Regions from separate parts of the Homo sapiens genome. Here all the other regions are linked to region 1. The links are chromatin contacts, found by Hi-C or POLR2A ChIA-PET in ENCODE. All regions are on one chromosome and are shown on one strand. The core of a region is the stretch at or near the end of the contact, and the rest is flanking DNA. Distances in the headings are between cores, read along the strand shown.

Region 1 (3,187 bases), core at 1-2,500:
CAGGAGGCTGAGGCAGGAGAATCGCTTGAACCCAGGAAGCGGAGGTTGCAGGGAGCGAGATCGTGCCATTGCACTCCAGCCTGGGCAACAAGAGCGAAATTCCATACACACACACACACACACACATACACACACACACACACATTAGCCAGATGTGGTGATGGGCGCCTGTAATCCCAGTTACTCGGGAGGCTGAGGCAGGAGAATCACTTGAACTCTGGAGGCAGAGGTTACAGTGAGCCAAGATCGTGTCATTGCACTCCAGCCTGGGTGGCAGAGTGAAACTCCAAAAAAAAAAAAGAAAGAAGCCGGGCGCGGTGGCTCACGCCTGTAATCCCAGCACTTTGGGAGGCCGAGGCGGGCGGATCACGAGGTCAGGAGATTGAGACCATCCTGGCTAACACAGTGAAACCCTGTCTCCACTAAAAATACAAAAAATTAGCCGGGCGTGGAGGCGGGCGCCTGTAGTCCCAGCTACTCGGGAGGCAGAGCTTGCAGTGAGCGGAGATCGCGCCACTGCACTCCAGCATGGGAGTCAGCGAGACTCCGTCTCAAAAACAAAAAAAAAGAAAGAAAGAAAGAAAGCGGGAAGGCAGGAGAGACAGAGAGAGAGAAAAACAGAGAGAGAGAGAAGGGAGGGAGGGGGGAGGGAGGGAGACAGAGAGAGAGAAGGAGAGGAAGGGAGGGAGGGAGGGAAAAAGAGAAAGAAAAAAGAAAAGAAAGGAAAGGAAGGAAGGAAGGAAGAAGGAAAGAGAAAGCAAGCAAGCAAGCAAGCAAGCAAGCAAGCAAGCAAGCAAGCAGGTCGGCACTGGGACTTCTCCACGGGATGCAGTGATGTGAGTGGACAAACTCAAGTTTCTGGCAGCCCTCGAGGCAAGTCCCAGGTCTGATGCCCGGTGGCCACCAGGTGGCGCTGAAGTCTAAGCTGAGAACCTTCACTAAGGGGCCGTTCCGTGGCAGGGCCGAAGCGTCCACCAAGAGACGCTCCAAGAACACTTGGCTTCAGCGTTTGCCTTCTAGGGGCGACCTTGAAGTGGGGGAGGGGTCTCCAGTGAGAGGCATCAGGCATAGGACCAGGGGCCGGACCCTGCGTTGTCTCTGGCCTCGGTCTTCTCATCTGTCCATAGGGTGTGGATTCACTGTCCAGGTTCCTCTAGCTCAGACCCTTCCTCTGTGGGCAGAATCAGGGCAGGAGGAAGGAGGACGGAAAAGGGGAAGAGGCTCAACTTTCCTCCTCTCTTCTGCTCTCCAGGGCCCTTCCCTTGGGGCAAGGACATGTGGCTTCCGGGGTGTGTTCCTGGTGCCCACACATTCGAGAACTTGCCATTGACAGGCTATAGGCATTATCATTCTGCTGTGATGAGGTGGAAACAATTGTATCCCATCGAAGTCATCTTGCAGGGCTTGGGGAACTCGTGGAAGAGGTGGGGAGGTGGGGAAATCAATCTTTTTTTTTTCTTTTTTTCTTTTCTTTCTTTCTTTTTTTTTTTTTTTTTTTTTTTTGAGACGATGTTTCGCTGTTGTTGCCCAGGCTGGATTGCAATGGCGCGATCTTGGCTCACCGCAACCTCCTCCTCCCGGGTTCAAGTGATTCTCCTGCCTCAGCCTCCCAAGTAGCTGGGATTACAGGTGCCTGCCACTACACCCTGTTAATTTTGTATTTTTAGTAGAGATGGGGTTTCTCCATGTTGGTCAGGCTGGTCTCAAACTACCGACCTCAGGTGATCCACCCGCCTCGGCCTCCCAAAGTGCTAGGATTACAGGCGTGAGGCACCGCGCCCAGCCAGAAATGTATTTTTTTAAACAAACAAATGTGAAAACCGTTATTAGTTCAGGGGCCAAAAAAAAACAAAAAAAACAGGCCATCAGCCATGCTTCCAGCAGGCCAGAGTTCACAGACCCTTGATATAGAGGAAAACTCATGATAAGCCACTTGGGATCTCAAGTATTCATTTAAGAGAGGAGACTCAGGGAAAGATGCTGACCCGTGAAGGTCATCACTTTCCTTCCTTAATGCAAAACACACACGTACAAAAAACACGGGCCATCATCTGCTGCGCATGCGTCCAAGGCAGAGCTCCGCTTGGCCCAGAAGCCCAAGACCGCAAATCACCAGCAAGAATGCATTTTACTGCACACATCAAAGGTGGAAATGGGTAAAGTTGGCCGGGCGCAGTGGCTCACGCCTGTAATCCCAGCACTTTGGGAGGCCGAGGTGGGTGGATCACTTGAGGTCTGGAGTTCAAGACCAGCCTGGGCAACATGGCAAAACCCTGTCTCTACTAAAAATACAACAGTTAGGCCAGGCGCGGTGGCTCACGCCTGTCATCCCAGCACTTTGGGAGGCCAAGGTGGGTGGATCACGAGGTCAAGAGTTAGAGACCAGCCTGGCCAATATGGTGAAACCCCGTCTCTACTAAAAAAATACAAAAATTAGCTGGGCATGGTGGCGCACGCCTGCAATCCCAGCTACTCGGGAGGCTGAGGCAGGAGAATCGCTTGAACCTGGGAGGCGGAGGGTGCAATGAGCTGAGATCGTGCCACTGCACTCCAGCCTGGGCAACACAGAGAGATTCTGTCTCAAAAATAATAATAATAATAATACAAAAATTAACCAGGTGTGGTGGCAGGTGCCTGTAATCCCAGCTACTCAGGAGGCTGATATGGGAGTATTGCTTGAGCCCAGGAGGTCAAGACTGCAGTGAGCCATGATCACACTACTGCACTCCAGCCAGGTGACAGAGTGAGACCCTGTCTCAAAAATAAATAAAAATAAATTAGCTGACCATGGTGGTACACACCTGTAGTCCCAGCTTCTCGGGAGACTGATATGGGAGAATCCCTTGAGCCCAGGAGGTTGTTGAGGCTGCAGTGAGTGAGCTATGACACTGGGTGACAAAGCAAGATCCTATCTCAAAAAAAAAAAAAAAAAAAGTGGAAGCACCTCGTACGCCCAACTGAAGAATAGATAAACAAATTGAGGTGCTTCTGATGTATCCACACAATGGAATGGGCATAAAAAGGAATGAAGTACTGCAACATGCTACCATTTGAATGAACCTTGAAAATATTAGGTGAAGTGAAAGAAGCCACTCAGAAAAGGCCATATATATATTTTTTTTTTTTTTTTTTTTTTTTGAGACAGAGTCTGGCTCTGTCACCCAAGCTGGAGTGCAATGGCGCAAAC
Region 2 (3,187 bases), core at 278-2,777, 410 kb after region 1:
TTGCAAGGGCCCAAGTCTGCAGGTCTGGAAGCATCTTCCTATAAGAGCACTTTCGCCTTCTGGGTCAGGACTCCAAGGTGCAGCGGGCTTCACAGCCCTACAATTGGGTTCTCAGCTAAGCCCCAGAGTTCTGGTAGAACCATCCCGGGGCGGGTGGAGGGTGGGATTTAAGGGAGACGGGAACACATGGGGCAGGTCCTGGAACTTGGTGGCCTGAGGACTGAGGCCATTGCCCTGGTGGAAAGGCCTGGCCTGGTTCCTGTGGCTTGGGACCTGAATAGGCAGGTGCTGCTGGCTCCGTAGAAACCCTTTTCCCATCTTTTGCTCTTTGCCAAACCTACCTTGCTTTGGGAGCTGCCTGCACCACCCCAGAGAAGGCCCCACCTTCTTCATCCCTCAGACCCGAGGAGGCCTCCCAGTAAGGAGTTTCCCAAGAGGGGACTCACAGGAAACAAGTCTTAGTGCTTGGGAGGGAGGCCCCGCTGCGTGCTCAGACTCACAGCCAACCTGGAAGGTAGACGAGATAGCGCCACCCACGCCCCTCCACACCCCAGACTCCGAGTAAAGCGGGCGGTAGGGCCGGAGTCACCTCCCCTATGGCAGTGGCCGCCGCTGTACTCCATCCTCCCGTCAGGAAGATCAGCTGTAAATAAACGCTGGGCTCCCCAGAGCACCTGTCCGCCCACTGCCCTTGCTGTTCTGGGATCTTCGCTGCAGTTCACGGGAAACAAGCCTGAGTCCGCTCGCACCCGCGGCTGCTCTCCCGGCTCGGCCCGGCCGCCTCTGTCTCCGGCCACCGGGTGGCGCTGCCGAGCCAGAGCCGCCGCGTCCCGGCGCTTTCCAGGAGCCCCAGGCCCGGAGGAGGCGAAGCCCGCAGAGCAAAGGTGGAAACACGTGCCTACGCTGTAAAGAAATCCTGTTCCAGAGCATACCTGTTGTACAAACAGACACTGTTCCTAACGAGAGGAGTGACGTATTTTCATCACCGTTTTTAATTTGTTTTCTTACGGGTTTACGATTTTGAATTTTTCTTATTTGGTTGAAAGAATTTTGATTCTATCAGCCTGAGTGAGTTCAGCCTGTAAAAAGGATGTTAAGCTGTGGGTAAAATATGCAAACGAAAAGAAATATATTGTACAAATTCTATATAATAAGGTACGCCTGTGTGTGGACTGGTCTCTCCCTCCTCCCTCCGCCCCGCCGTGTCTCGTGGAGCTCAGGCGTGGAGTTTACACCGCGCCCGAACGGATGCGAGGCGGAGACTCGGGGGCTCAGGGCTGAAAGAATGGAAAGCTGCTGTAGGCCTTCCTCCAGATCATCCTCCTCCCAAGCCCGAGCCAAGCCCCCGCCCCTCCCCCGGCGATCCCAGGGCTTTGGTTCTCCCCCCACCCCCCTGCGGCCATCCGGAGGTTTCCACACACAGGGCGCCGTGGGGGCCTCTGCTCTTCGGCCAGGCTCCCCTGGCCCCACCGCCCGCCGTGGACCTCTCTGGTAGCCCGCAGGACACTGCGGAACCCGGAGGAGGAAGGCAGGGCCCCAGGCAGTGCGCCTGCTGCCTTCCTGGGACTGGCTGCCTTCCCGCCGGCCTTTGGACCCTGCCTCTGGCCCAAGTGTGGCCTGAGGTTTACCTGGGCCTCCCGCTTCCTCCTCCTCCCCGCCTCTGCTTTGCCACGCGCTGCTCTGTCTCCTTCCCAGAGGCATTCTGGGGCTGAGGACTGTCTGGCAAATTACAGAAGCGTGCCTTCTTGGCAGGGGCTGCACTTAACCAACCTTTGAGGCCCATTTGTTCCAGCCCGACAGAGTCTGACACATCCCCCAAAGCCCCAGACTGCTTTCGGGGGAGCCCCAGGCAGGGTCTGGACCCAGCCTCAGCCCTCACTATCCCTCAGCCCAGAGAGAAACCTGAGACTCAGCAGGACTGGGTGCTCCCAGGCCTGTGCCGCTCCCGAGGCGATCTCTAGGACCTGGTGCAAATGTTGATGCCCTCCCCGCCTCACCTTGTCCGGAGCACACTGGGGCTTCACTCTGAAAAGCAGGCGCGTCCATCTGAGCCCTGCCCGGCTAGTGTGACTAAGCCAGCACCAGCGGACTAAGAAGAAGGCCACAGAGAGCCAAGCAAGTTGAGCCCAAGCTTTTAGAACTGAAGAGAAACACAGGGTTCCACCAGCTGAGCCTCATTTATCGAGAGGCAGAAGCGGTGGGAAGTCAGCCTCGAACCACGCGGGAGGCGGGTGGAGAGCCCCGGCCCCCAGCCACGGCTGCAGCACAGAGGCGCTCAGCGCGCGCTCACCCGCTCAATACATGCCCTCCACAGACCTAGCGCCGGGGCTTCATGCGGAACCACCAGTGAGCAGCCCAGGCACTCAGACGGAAGCCAAGTCAAAACACGGCCCTGGCCAGGTGTGGTGGCTCACGCCTGTAATCCCAACACTTAGGGAGGTCGAGGTGGGTGGATCACCTGAGGTCGGGAGTTCGAGACCAGCCTGACCAACATGGAGAAACCCCGTCTCTCCTAAAAATACAAACTTGGCCAGGCCTGGTGGCGCATGCCTGTAATCCCAGCAACTCAGGGGGCTGAGGCAGGAGAATCGCTTGAACCTGGGAGGCAGAGGTTGCGGTGAGCTGAGATGGCACCATTGCACTCCAGCCTGGGCAACGAGAGCAAAACTCTGTCTCAAAAAATAAAAATAAATAAAACACGGCCCTGTCGCTTCCCTAGCTGCCATCTCCTACCCCTCCCCTCCTTCCCTGCTGACAAAATCCAATTTTTTGCAGGTGGTGACTCTACACAGTTTAATCTCAAGAAAGGTAGGACTTTCTACTAGCTCATGAGGAAAGTCATGATTAAGTCCTCCCTGCTCCCTCCCCCTGCCCACCCCAAGTAAGCTCGCTTCTGTGTCCCAGCCCTTCTTGCAGTGAGGCCGTCAGAGGTGTCTGAACCAGAGCAACTCCATTTTGAATAGGGGCTGGGTAAAATAAGGTTGAGACCTACTGGCTGCATTTCCAGACGGTTAGACATTCTGAGTCACAGGACGAGATAGGAGGTCGGCACAAGATACACGTCATAGAGGCCCTGCTGATGAAACAGGTTGCAGTAAAGAAGCTGGCCAAAACACCAAAACCCAGATGGCCACAAGAGTGACCTCTGGTTGTCCTCATTGCTACACTCCTACCAGCGCTGTGACAG
Region 3 (3,187 bases), core at 287-2,786, 340 kb after region 1:
GTAGGAGAGGAAGGGAGAGTAGATCCAGATTTGCCAGTGTCCCAGGTAGGAATGTGAGGTCTTTAAACTCCTCATTCAGTACTTTTTCCACTGGGAATTCACACTGGTAATGATTTGTAAGTAGTTCTGTCATAGCGAAAAGGTACAAGCTGGTCATGGAGTTTTTGTGTGTAATAAAAGCACATCTCCTCGGCTGCGTGGTGGACGTGTGTTGATCTGTGTGAAGATGGGAATGTCAGGTTTGTCTTCGAGCCTGCCTGCTGGTTTGTGCAGGGCTGTCAAGGCCATCTGCCTGGAGCACTGATAGAGAAACAGTCTGCTGCATGTGGCTAGGTGTCTAGTGATAGAACCTTTCTTTCCCCTGGCTCATTTGTTATCATAGCTGGATGTTGAGACCTGGCAACAGGAACAGCCTGTGGTGTTACATACGTGGACGAAGGAATCTGCCCACAACTATGAAAATAATTGCCATGAGGTATCCGTCTTTGTTAGCCCAGGGGCAACCTATTTTGAAGTGGAATTCGATGACAGGTGTGAAACTGAAAAAAGGTAAGACTTCTATATTCTTTCACCCCCAAGCGCTAATAGGTCAGCAATGAGAGAAGGAAGCTAATAGAGGTTATGCCTTCACAGGTATGATTATCTGGAATTTACCGACGCTAGAGGTCGGAAAACACGCTATGACACAAAAGTTGGCACTGATAAATGGCCCAAGGTGAGTGATAGTCCCAGAAAGAGGTACCTACTTCTGCACCAATGCTTTTCCTTTTGTCAGCCTTCAGGGGGCAGTAGAGGTAAGGTCTTTGAAGGGAGGCATTTATGTTACACGTTTGTGAAAGGAAGGATTTATATCAGAGTTTGACCAGCTATAGTCTGTCACCTGTTTTGTAAACAAATTTTTTTGGAACACAGCCATGCCTGTTTATCATTTATAGCTGCTTTGGCACTGCAGTGGCAGAGTTGAGTAGTTGCAGCAGACAGCGTTGTCTAGAGTAAATGAAGAGCCTTCATCCTTAGCAAGAAGTGCTGGTGGGTCTAGGAGGATGGCCCAGACCATGTGATGGAAGCCAAGAGTCTGCCTCACAGTTAGAGCTGCTTGAGCTCTTGGGCTGGAGGTTTAGTACTGCCTCAGACTGTTGACCTTCTCTCCATGGTCAGTGGTCTTGGCAGGAGCAGAGGCATGGAAATGTGACCACTGGCTGAGTCGGTAGTGGACAGATGGTCACCCCAGGTGTAGAAAGCTGAGCAGCAGTATTCTGCCAACTCTCCTTCTTCATGGGGTGTGGCTGTGAATGGTCTGTTTCCGTCACCCCTTTGTACATTTCTCCGTTAGTCATTTTGGACATGTGGAAATAGAGATCAATTTTAAACTGAGATGTTTCTCGTCATGAAGAGCATGCTGATTTCTGAAGCACTCCTCCTCTAATCTGTCTGACCACATGATTTCTGTTTGTCTCTAGAAAGTGACCTTCAAGGCCGGTCCTCGGTTGCAGTTCCTCTTTCACTCTGACAGCAGTCACAACGAATGGGGCTACAAATTCACTGTCACTGCCTGTGGGCTGCCCGATGTTGCCGTGTCTTGGGGGCTGGATTTACAGCTCCTCGTCTCCCGGCTGATGGGACGCCTGGCTTCCCAGTGCATGGCGCTCAAGTCTGTGCGCCGTAAGTGCACATCCCTGTGCTTTCCCTTCTTACAACCACGGTGAAGTGCAAGATGCGCGCTTGCCCTCTTGTAGGTCGTTTCCACGTAATGGCAGGGGGTTAATAATACGCCTTTTCAGTTTCCTTTAAACCGAAAGAATAAAGTGTCCACTCAATACCATTGTCACGAAGCTTTTTGCCTTAGACTTTGGAACATAGCAGGAAGGCTGCCATGGGTTCTCTGTCTATGGAGGATAACAGCTTTTTTTTTTGGCAACATTGTCATTTTTTTGCAAGTAGGTGTAGGTATAGTCCAACCAAAAGGCAGGAGTATAGAATAAGTTGATTGCATATCCTTTAAATATGTGAATATTTATGTAAATATATGTAGATATGTGACTATGGATTTTGTTTTAAAGTGATTCATTCAGGGCTGAGCAAGGTGGCTCATGCTGGTAATCCCAGCACTTTAGGAGGCCAAGGTGGGAGGATTTCTTGATCCCAGGAGTTTGAAACCAGCCTGGGCAGCATAGTGAGATCCCTATCTTTACCAAAAAAAATGTAAAAATTAGCCAGGTGTGGTGGCATATGCCTTTTGTCTCAGCTACTTGGGAGGCTGAGGCAGGAGGATCACTTGAGCCCAGGAGTTAGAGGCTGCATGCAGTGAGCTGTGATCATACTGCTGCACTCCAGTCTGGGTAACAGAGAGAGACTCTTGTCTCTTAAAACAAAAGGAAAAAGATGTGTTCAGTATAATTGTTTATTTAATTCTTCCAGGGAACAAGAATTACAGAATAAAACTTTCTACTGTATTTTATTTCTTGATCATTTCTTGAGTTTTTCCAGTTTTAGAAGTAAAATATAGAAAAATTACATAGTGGAAAAAAACAAAGGAAAATAGAATCATCCTTAATCCTAACACTCAGAAGTAACTGATTTTTTTAATATTTCTCCAAGAAAGAAAGAAATAGCTATTAGCATTTTTATTTCCACCTATTCTTTTCTCTTTGCCTATTCTAAACACATCTATGCTGGATATTTATTATTTGCTACAGAATTAAGTTTACAAATTGTGAATGTTTTTCCATAATTAAATGTTCCTGAATGGCCTCGTGTTATATGCCAGAAATGGTTCATATCCTATTTTCAGCTTACTATAAACAGATTAGTCATTTCCAAGGTACCTTGTAACTGAAGTTGTTCCACAGAGCAGCAGTATTTCAGGACTTGGTGGTTTAGCTTAATCTGTGGTATGTGTTTACAAAGTATCACAATTACATTCTGGTATGTGGGTAAACTTTCTCTAAGTTTTAATAGTATCCATGGTTTTTTTTAACCTTTTCTTTCTCATTTCAAAGATTCTCAATATATTAAGGCAAAAATAGAACTGTCATATGTCTTCTTCTCTTTCTAGAGTTAGGAAGTAACATGGTAGTACCTCAGGCAAAAATGGCATTAGTCCTAAGCTCCCCACTGTGGAAACCTGTCTTCAGGCATCAGGTTTGTCCAGAGTTGGAATTAGAAGCAAGCTGGCCCACTCACCCAC
Region 4 (3,187 bases), core at 234-2,733, 310 kb after region 1:
AAAAGGAAAACATTTTCAGATCATCATAGCAAAAGTTGATTTATATGTATATATAAATATATATTTTTTTTTGCCAAAGCCAAGTGTTCTGAAAAAGTTGATTTTTCTAATTCTTGAAACAGAAATTTTGCCTGCAGAGATGATTTAAAGAAACGAGACCTAAAATATTTTATATTTAAATGCAATTGTAATAAAGTTAATTATTGGCTCCAAAACAGTATCTTAGGAATCACCCCCCCAAATGTGTTCAATCTATGTTATCAACCTATGTCTTATAATGTCCTTTTTTCAGAACAATGATTGTTCTAGAAAGCTGTCCTTGGAATCACTCAGGGCCATAGCTGTACTTTGTCTCTTTCAGGAAAGTACAAAGGGATGGTGTCAACTTTTGTCTGATATTACTGCTCTATTTCAGCTTTTAAACAGGGAGATTTTTAGTTAGCAGTCTGGGTAGCCACAGGACTCTATTTCCACAGATAGGCATGCTAGTTTCCAGTTCTTCATATTTTAGCTTACAGCTTGGTCTTCCTTTTCTTTGGTCAGGTAAACCTCTCCAGTTGACTCTTCAGGCATGTGATGTCAAAGGAAAAGAAGATAAGTCTGGACCCGAAAACCTCCTTGTTGAACCGTGGACAAGGGATGGTGAGTGGTGGGTCTGTCTGTTTCTAGTGTGCTCGGTAGACAGGAGTCAGCTGTGTGAAAGCACACTCCAGACTTTGAAATGTTTGAGGCGTGCAGTCTTCAATTTTAGGTTGTTTCTCAGTTGGCAGTGGTTGCTGAGCAATTTGTGTGGTGTAGTTGTAATCTGCCTAGGTGTCAATGACTATAACAACTCAGAAGTATTTGAGAGCCTGAAGTTTTGAAAAGCAAGGATTCTTTCTCTTGGAATATAAAAAGTTACTATTTTTTTTAATCGTTTTTTCAGTTCCAATTGTCTTTCTATTGTGTTATCTTCAGGTGGTAGGAAACTCAGCAGATCAGTAGCACTTTACTACTGACTGAAAACATAGTTTAAGAAGGGTATTTCCAGGCCGGGTGCAGTGGCTCACACCTGTAATCCCAGCGCTTTGGGAGGCCGAGGTGGGAGGATCACTTGAGGCCAGGAGTTCAAGACAAGCCTGGCCAACATGGTGAAACCCCATCCCTAATAAAAAAACTACAAAAATTAGCTGTTGTGGTGGCAGGGCACCTGTAATTCCAGCTACTTGGGAGGCTGAGGCATGAGAATCACTTGAACCCGGGAGGTTGAGGTTGCAGTGAACTGAGATCCCGCCACTGCCTTCCAGCCTGGGTGACAGAGCGAGACTCTGTTTCAAAAAAACAAAACAAAACAAAGAAGGGTATTTCCAGATATAGCTGATGTAGTATTTGCGTGTCTAGAGGAAGCCTCACTCTTTTCCTAGTGTCAACATAATAATTGCTGATGTGCTTTTCAACTTTGCTGGAGGCTCTTTCCTTATCTCGTGATAAGGTGTTTGTGAGTCTCTCATTCGTCTTGTTGGCCGCCTTGTTATTGTCCTCTGTGTCCCTTTTTTCCTCACTGGACTGATTTGAATCTTGCTGATTCACTAGAGGAAGTGGAATGTTCCAGCAGTGATCAGACATTGAAAGGGACTAGCCTTGCTGCTTTGCGTCTGGTTCTCCTCGGCTTTCCTCTCAGCAATGAGTCCTCGTATGTTCTCAGTGGTTGCCTCTTCTCTGTCCCGTTTCCTGTATTCGTTCTCAGCACTCATGGAGTCCAGACCCTAGGAGAACATGCTTTTCCCAGCTGCACCTCCTCTCCTCAGTGCTCCTCTTCAGCAGTAGATGCTTAAAGCAGATTGTTTCCCTGTGGTTTTCCCTGAGCAGCTCAGCCTGTGCAGAAACGTTTTTCTTTACCACATCCATCTCCAGCCACACTGAAGGCCATGGCTGGCTGTGAGGCTCCTGCCATCCAAAGTGGGTGGGGCTGGGAGGGGGTGGTGTTAGCTCCTTGTCCCTTTCCCTTCCCCTCACCCAAGAAAGCCAAGACCACCCTGCCAAAGGCCCTCTGCATTTTTCCTTCACTTGCTGAAGATTTGGAATTTTTGTTCCTGGAGCATGTGAGGAAGTGGATTTTTTATTTCTTTATTTTTATATTTTTTTGAGACGAAGTCTCACTCTATCGCCCAGGCTGGAGTGCAGTGGTATGATCTTGGCTCACTGCAACCTCCTCCTCCCGGGTTCAAGCCATTCTTCTGCCTCAGCCTTCCGAGTATCTGAGACTACAGGCGCCCGCCACCACGCCCGGCTAATTTCTTGTATTTTTAGTAGAGACGGGGTTTCACCACGTTAGCCAGGATGGTCTCGATCTCCTGACCTCGTGAGCCACCGTGCCCGGCTGGATGTGGATTTTTAACATTGTTCACGGGCATTTCTCCTGGTAATAGATTTTGCCAGCTCTTGTGCCTGGTCTGATTTGAATATTTTGTTATTTTCCCTGTGTCTTTTACCTACCCAGTTCTCCTTCCTGCTTTTTCCCCTCCTTAGATTGAGTGGATTTTAAAAATCTAGCTGTAGTTTGTGGATTTGTTATTTTTGCCATGTGCCTGAGAAACACAAGGGTGGGATGTGAATGGGTGTGGGGAGCACTGGGTTCCTCCTGCTCACTCCCTCCAGCCATCACTATCTATTGCTTGTAACTCAGGGTTGATGTCGGTCTCTCTTGCTGCACTGCAAAAAGTAACCCTTAAGGGACAAGACAAGAGGAAAGTACTCATGGCCAGAGCTGTTGGGTTTGGGGGTGATTTTTTCTTCCCCTTATCGGAGTAAAAGCTCTTCTCATGGGTACACGTCTGATTCTCCAACAGTGGGGAAGTACCACTTTTGGACAAGTGCCACTGCAGGGCCCACAGAATGCCCAGAGAACTCAAACGCTGATACTTCAGGGGGCTAACGTTCCTGGCAGTCACCACTGTCACTTGGTCTGGTATTTTAAAGGAATACTGGGTGCTCCTGATAGGAGCAGAAGTGGTAGATTTATTAAGTCCTTTAAATCTGATTGGTTATTTTTTTTTTCCCTGTTATCTAAAAAGAATAAATTGGCAAGTGGAGGGCAGGGTGTCAAAACTTATAGATTTAAAATATCACAGTTCAGCTGGGTGCAGTGGCTCACACCTGTAATCCCAGCAATTTGGGAGGCCGAAGCAGGCAGATCACCTGAGGTCAG

What was found. Hi-C counts contacts between places; a loop is a spot of excess contacts on that map. ChIA-PET counts read pairs that join two places held with the same protein, here RNA polymerase II (POLR2A). Pooled maps may share reads with other maps.
Region 2: a pooled map shows a loop between it and region 1 (4-fold over the local background). The contact joins two enhancer-like sites. A Hi-C loop is called at or near these places in 1 of 168 maps with a recorded cell type or tissue (posterior vena cava) and 4 of 50 pooled maps. POLR2A ChIA-PET finds 5 or more read pairs at or near these places in 1 of 52 experiments (Panc1).
Region 3: a loop to region 1 is called in a map of heart right ventricle, with 3 times the contacts of the local background. The contact joins two enhancer-like sites. A Hi-C loop is called at or near these places in 1 of 168 maps with a recorded cell type or tissue (heart right ventricle), 1 of 37 single-sample maps with no recorded cell type and 7 of 50 pooled maps. POLR2A ChIA-PET finds 5 or more read pairs at or near these places in 1 of 52 experiments (GM12878).
Region 4: a pooled map shows a loop between it and region 1 (4-fold over the local background). The contact joins two enhancer-like sites. A Hi-C loop is called at or near these places in 1 of 168 maps with a recorded cell type or tissue (endothelial cell of hepatic sinusoid) and 3 of 50 pooled maps. POLR2A ChIA-PET finds 5 or more read pairs at or near these places in 1 of 52 experiments (T-cell).

The regions. Positions count from the first base shown.
Region 1 is chr17:4,411,099-4,414,285 of GRCh38, reverse strand. No RefSeq gene overlaps it. Among named protein-coding and RNA genes, the nearest start is that of SPNS3, 21 kb to the left of the region's middle. RefSeq lists an enhancer at 1,093-1,594. Within about 2 kb of position 1,250, at least 2 of the 41 ENCODE cell types and tissues checked have a DNase peak (open chromatin) inside an H3K27ac peak, as active enhancers do.
Region 2 is chr17:4,002,416-4,005,602 of GRCh38, reverse strand. ZZEF1 (zinc finger ZZ-type and EF-hand domain containing 1) reads left to right here. Exons shown (of 55, transcript NM_015113.4): 55 at 1-1,158. Among named protein-coding and RNA genes, the nearest start is that of LINC01975, 27 kb to the right of the region's middle. RefSeq lists silencers at 675-754, 855-934. Within about 2 kb of position 1,527, at least 9 of the 41 ENCODE cell types and tissues checked have a DNase peak (open chromatin) inside an H3K27ac peak, as active enhancers do.
Region 3 is chr17:4,072,625-4,075,811 of GRCh38, reverse strand. It overlaps ZZEF1 (zinc finger ZZ-type and EF-hand domain containing 1), which reads left to right. Exons shown (of 55, transcript NM_015113.4): 22 at 383-549; 23 at 634-715; 24 at 1,461-1,662; 25 at 3,056-3,187. Among named protein-coding and RNA genes, the nearest start is that of ZZEF1, 69 kb to the left of the region's middle. Within about 2 kb of position 1,536, at least 8 of the 41 ENCODE cell types and tissues checked have a DNase peak (open chromatin) inside an H3K27ac peak, as active enhancers do.
Region 4 is chr17:4,099,772-4,102,958 of GRCh38, reverse strand. ZZEF1 (zinc finger ZZ-type and EF-hand domain containing 1) reads left to right here. Exons shown (of 55, transcript NM_015113.4): 9 at 544-642. Among named protein-coding and RNA genes, the nearest start is that of ZZEF1, 42 kb to the left of the region's middle. Within about 2 kb of position 1,483, at least 6 of the 41 ENCODE cell types and tissues checked have a DNase peak (open chromatin) inside an H3K27ac peak, as active enhancers do.